2 separate regions of the Homo sapiens genome follow, and region 1 is linked to region 2. A link is an interaction called in ENCODE POLR2A ChIA-PET data of the cell type or tissue named here. Cell type or tissue: OCI-LY7. All regions are shown on one strand. Each heading gives the region's core, and the rest is flanking DNA. Links, peaks and the distances in the headings are about the cores only.

What was found. Peaks named below come from ENCODE experiments on the same cell type or tissue, not always from the same donor. Only the 100,000 strongest peaks of a DNase experiment are listed, where the experiment ranks them.
Region 1: POLR2A ChIA-PET joins it to region 2 with 7 read pairs; 1 of 35 experiments calls an interaction of 5 or more read pairs at or near these places.

The regions. Positions count from the first base shown.
Region 1 is chr18:48,784,007-48,786,913 of GRCh38, reverse strand. All of the region lies in intron 9 of CTIF (cap binding complex dependent translation initiation factor), which reads right to left. Among named protein-coding and RNA genes, the nearest start is that of CTIF-AS1, 56 kb to the left of the region's middle. RefSeq lists an enhancer at 1,412-1,611. In OCI-LY7, for the core only: a CTCF peak has its summit at 1,421; a DNase peak (open chromatin) is centred at 1,563; H3K4me3 peaks cover 1,965 bases; H3K27ac peaks cover 2,337 bases.
Region 2 is chr18:48,982,582-48,985,488 of GRCh38, reverse strand. No RefSeq gene overlaps it. Among named protein-coding and RNA genes, the nearest start is that of SMAD7, 33 kb to the right of the region's middle. RefSeq lists an enhancer at 1,140-1,641. In OCI-LY7, for the core only: no CTCF peak of the experiment used is centred there; a DNase peak (open chromatin) is centred at 1,568.

The sequences.
Region 1 (2,907 bases), core at 95-2,594, 200 kb after region 2:
GGGCCACCCCCTGCCCCATGCAGAAGGTGCTTCCAGAGTCAGTATTTGACTGGGGGTGGGTGGGGGGAAGGGTGGTAATGACCATGGTGGGAGAGGAGGAAGGACCCCTGGGCTGGGGTGAGGCCAAAGAGGGAAAACAGGTTCCTCCTTTCCCTTCGAAGTTCCAGGTGTGGACTCCATACCCCAGGGGTTCTGATCTAGCTAAGAACAGGCAAGGCCAAAGGGCAAACATTGACTTAAACTTATCACCTTGACTGATTCAGGCCCATGTTCCATCGAGTTTCTGCTCAGCAATGAACTGCACGTTCACAGTCGTAATCCTTAGAGTGCCTGGGATTTTCTTGTTTTCTATGTTCCAGGAACTGCTTTCAATCCTGATATGCACTGTCTCATTTAGTACTCCTAACAACTCTAACGTCACCCCATCATGCAGATGAAGAAACTGACATACAGAAAGATCACTCACTTTGCAAAGGCACACAGCTTATAAGTAGTGGAGCTGGGATTTGAACCTAGGCAGGAATGCGGCTCCTGAGTCCAGGCTCTTGACAGTGCCCACCGCTGGGCTTAGACACTAAGAGCATCTGCTGAGTGAGGCTCAGGTTCAAACTGACCCAGACAGCCTGGATCCCCAGGACTAGGGACCAATCGTGACTTGGGAGGGAGGCTGAAAAACAGGCCTGAGGCTTGCACCCCCTCCCAAACGCCAGGAACAGGCAGACTGCTCCGCCGGCACCTCCCCTGTCTCCCTGCAGTGCTCTCTGAGCTCCTTCAGCTGGCTGGTTGGATCACTCACTGATGCTGTGCGGGGTCTGTACAGGTATATCCAGCCCTGCAAAGGAGGAAGAATGATGGGCTTTGGGATGAGGGAGAACCTCAAGGATCTCGGATGAGTGATTCAAACTCTCCTAGCCTCAGCTTCCTTATTCATAAACCCTGGCGGGGTTGCTGTGAGGATGAACCTACGTAAGTCTCCAGCCAAATGGGTGGGGGCAGTGGTTCTCAGCTGTGGCTGCATGTTGGGCTCACTCGGGAAGCTTTAAACAATGTTGATGCGGGGGTCCTACCCATAAGATGGTGACACAATTTGCTTGGGGCATAGCCTGGGCATTGGCATTTTCCAAATCTCCCCAGGTGCAGCCAAGCAAGGTACCCCATAGAAATTTGGTAAATGGCAGCTGTTGATACTGTTTACCAAAGGCACGGAGGTCAGAGCTAGTTCATGGCAAAGCCAAGCTCACAGCCTGGTTTGGACTCCCAGGGAGTCTGTTAAGAATCCCCAGATCCCTTCCCCTGGGTTTGGTCTCTGGGGAGTCTCACTTTTGAAAGCCTTTTGCTTTCCTTGATGGTCTTGTGGCTGGGTCCAGCTCTTCCGCCCATTTCAGAGGAAACTGTGAACTGTCTTCAGGTAGGCAGGGGGCAGGTTTCTGTAGGATGCCTGACTGCAGGGGTGGAAATGCTCCCCAGCCTGAGATGTGAGGAGTTCCTCCAGCAGTGCAGGCCGCAGTGGTGGGAGCCTCATGACACATCAAGGCCATCTAGCCTATTTTGTGAAACGGCATCCCAAGTCAGGTTTCATTTCTGCAAATTATTTTTCTAATTTTGTAGCCACTTAGAGCAACCACAGCTGAGTTTCGGTTTGGAGCCTCTAAGAGTCAGAAACGTCAATAGACTGTGGTTCCTTCTGCCTTTCTGTGAGCTTTTCTTCATGAAAGAAAGAGAGGGAAGGAAGGAGGGAAAAGAGAGAGGAAGGAAGGAAGGAAAGAAAGAAGGAAGGAAGGACAAAAGAGAAGGAAGAAGGAAGATGGGATGGTAGGAAAAGAGAAAAGAAATTCACCCTAGTGCCTGTTTTTTCCAGAAACAAAGAACTAGAGGCAAAACTGGCCAGAGTGCAAAACTCCATGCTCACGCATGCAGCAAGGCTGAGGGCTGGGCTCTCCCGGGTTTGCTTCTCAGGAACTAGGGGGAAGATGTCTAATGTGGCCATTCCTGGGAGTGTGGATGACAGCGAGGGTTTCCTCCAGCATGTGTGAGAGGAGTTATTCACATGTACACGTGCATGAATGTGCATACATGTTTCTCTGCCCAGCGGTCCTCCTGCTTGTGGTGCTGATGCATGTTAACTGCTCTACAGGTAGTCCCCCCACCTCTCTCTCTGTCTCTCTCTTTTTGCTGACCACTCATGGATCATCCCCTGACCCTTAGGCCCCACTGCCACAGAGTTGAGGCTGCCCACACCTCTCCTGGCTCTCCCAGGAGGCTCCAATAGGACACCCCCAGTGGGGTGCTTTGCTCCTCCCAGGGTCCTTATCCTGCCCTCCTCCATCCTGCTGCAGAGAGAGAGCCAAAGATGCCAACCAGGAGACATCACCTCCATCCTTACAAACCTTTGGTGGTGCCCCAGAGACCAAAGGGTATGGTCCCTCCGACCAGGTAGGGCAAACAGTGCCCCTCCCAAGCTGGTTCTGGCCCACACTCTCTCCTCCCACCTCAGCCCCCAGTGCACACTATACTCGGGAACAACCCCTTCTTTTGCTGTACATGATTCTTGTCTGCTTCTTGCCTCTGCTCATGCTCCTGTATTCGCCTAGACAATGCCCTTCTGCACGTTTCTTTGTTTGGCACCCCCAGCCCAGGTGCTGGGACTCAGGCCTGTGTTCCTCTCTCTGTGAGACACCCTCATGTGAGTTCTCTCTCCTCTCGATGCTCGGGGCCGTCTGGGTGTGCCGCGATGACAGCACCTAGCATGCTGGTCTGGAGTTACTGGGTACTGTCTGCATTCCCCACCAGATTAGGAGATGCCCAATGGCAGGAGAGGGGACCTCCTTTTCCATTTTTCCACCATCTCGCTGCCTGGAACACAGCACATGCTCAGCTGATAAATGAATGAATCTTGGTGTGGAAAAG
Region 2 (2,907 bases), core at 314-2,813:
GGTGGGGTGCTGGCTGCCATAGTGCTCTGAAGTCGTGGGCTCTCAAAGCCCAAGGAAATGATAAGATTCATAGAGGGGATCGCGAGTCACCAAGAAAGCACTCAACTCTGCTCAGGGCAATATGTGATAGATTCAAGGAAAATTTATATTCAAAATTGGACAGGGCTGTGACTCTTAAAGGGATAAACACTCCTTTATTGGAGCACCAGGTTTCTCCTCCATCTGAGCTGGGGGTGGAGATTTTGCTGTGCCCAGCTCCATATCCAACAAGTTCCTCAGCTCTCCTGAAGCACTGTTAGAGGAGAGAAGAGAATTGGGCCCTGACCTGAAGCCTGCATCAGTGACCAGTCCAGGCTAGTGACCCATCAAGCCCCGGGAGCCCTTGTACCTTCACTGTTCAACCTCAGCACCTGTGCCCCTTCTCTCTTTTCTCTTTATTCTGCCTTCTCATTCTCTCTCCACCTCTCCTATTTCTCCTCTCCATTCTACCCACAGCCACCCCACCCACCCACTGCCATCCTGTAGGACTTTGTGCAATGATGGAGATGTTCTGCATTTATGCTGCCCAATACAGTAGTAATGAGCCATGTGGCTATGGAGCACCTGAAATGTAGCTAGGGCAACCGAGGAACTTCATCTTTGACTTTCATTTGTTTTAATTATTTAATTATTTTATTTTATTTTATTTATTTTATTTATTTTGAGATGGAGTTTCGCTCTTGCTGCCGAGGCTGGAGTGCAATGGCGCAGTCTCGGCTCACTGCAACCTCCGCCTCTCAGGTTCAAGCGATTCTCCTGCCTCAGCCTCCCAAGTAGCTGGGATTACAGGTGTGCACCACCACACCTGGCTGATTTTTTGTATTTTTAGTAGAAATGGGGTTTCACCATGGCTGGGCTGATCTTGAACTTCTGACCTCAGGTGATTCGCCCGCCTTGGCCTCCCAGAATGCTGGGATAACAGGTGTGAGCCACTGCACCTGGCCTATTTATTTTTTGAGACAGGGTTTTTCTCTGTTGCCCAGGCTGGAGTGAAGTGGCATGATCACAGCTCACTACAGCCTCGACCTCTCTCGGCTCAAGCAAACCTCCTGCCTCAGCCTTCCAAGTAGCTGGGACTACAGGCATGCACCACCCACCCAACTAATTTTTGAAAATTTTTTGTAGAGATGGGGTCTCACTGTGTTGCCCAGGCTGGTTCCAAACTCCTGGGTTTAAGTGATCCTCCCACCTCTGCCTCACAAAGTGCTGGGATTGTAGACGTGAGCCACTGTGACCAGCTTCATTTTCATTTAAATAGCTACATGTGGCTAGCAGTTACCGCTTCTGGAGAGCACAGTGACCCTGGAGGAGCTCCAATGGGTCCCCAGGCTGCTCACTGGCCTGTTGGTCTGGATGACCACAGGCATTCATTTATTGTACATGCAACTGTTATTAAGCACCTACTGTGTACCAAGCAGAAAAAGATTATCTTGTGAAATACTTCAGTGAGCTCTCAGTCCCTTCCTTCTCTGTTTTTCCTTCCTTTCATCAGCAAATCCTGGCTGCCTGCCAAGCGCTCAGTGCTGTATGACAATGGTGCATGAACTGCAGTGAGCCTCAGGATCACTTCAGGGACCTGTTTAAAAAATGCAGAACTGGCAGTGTGCGGTGGCTCACACCTGTAATCCTAGCACTTTCGGAGGCTGAGGCGGGCAGATCATGAGGTTAGGAGATCGAGACCATCTTGGCCAACATGGTGAAACCCTGGCTGTACTAAAAACACAAAAACTAGCTGGGCATGATGGCATGCGCCTGTAATCCCAGCTACTCGGGAGGCTGAGGCAGGAGAATTGCTTGAACCAGGGAAGTGGAGGTTGCAGTGAGCCGAGATTGCGCCACTGTACTCCAGCCTGGCGACAGAGCGAGACTCTGTCTCAAAAAAAAAAAAAAAAGCAGAACCCCCTTTCCCACCCCCACCCATTAGATCTACTGAGCCAGAATCTCCAGGGCAGGCCCAGCATCAGAGCCTCCCACAGGAGAATCTATTCCCACAGGGAATACTAAACCAATGGCAGATGCTTTTCTACCAACAGCTTATACTTTAGAAGGTGTGATCAAAAAAAAAAAAAAAAAAGGCCAGTAAATGGTGAGCTCTTTTTACAAACAGCTATTCCCCAAGAACTGTCTGAAAATGCCCTAGAGAGAACTAATACCTTAAGCCTTTTTATGGTGACATCTTAAGGGAATGTCTTTGGCAGATGTTTTTCCTGCCATGGAGTCAAATAGCAGAGTGGTTAGGAACCAGGCCTGCAGGGGCAGATCTGGCCTCAGGTCCTGCCTGTGTGACCTTGACAGGGCTGATCCCTATCTGTAAAACAGAGATAATCGTCTCTGGCTTCCATGTCACAACAGTTCATTATGAGAGTGGATCACGGGGAGATCAGGACAAGTTTCAGAAAGCTGAGAACCTTAGGGTCTCAGGTACCTCAAGGCCAGGAGGGACCCAGCCCTTCAAGAGTCCCTTGAACAAAGGGCACTTAGACCCTTAAGGCTTTAGTTTGGGATGTTTTCAGCTTGGAAAATATTGTTCTAATTTTATTCCAGTCCAACTGGAATACATTTAGAACATGCATAGATCTGGTTCCAATTCAAACTGGTTCATTGGGTACTTCTTGGGTTAAAGAAAATTGACAAATAAGGAATCGGTAAAAAAAAAAATCATCATCATCATATCTGAGTTCAGGGTTGAACTTTTCAGTTGGAAAGTTGTGATTCTTTGGTTCAGTTCAAGTACCTGTTTACAAATTAACTGTACAAGCATTTATTTAGCACCTAGTTTTGTTCCAAGAATAAACCAGGTATGAGACAGTTGCAAGGAATTTCTGCTCACCTGTGGAAAGAGACAACTAAAGAATCATAATCCCCTTA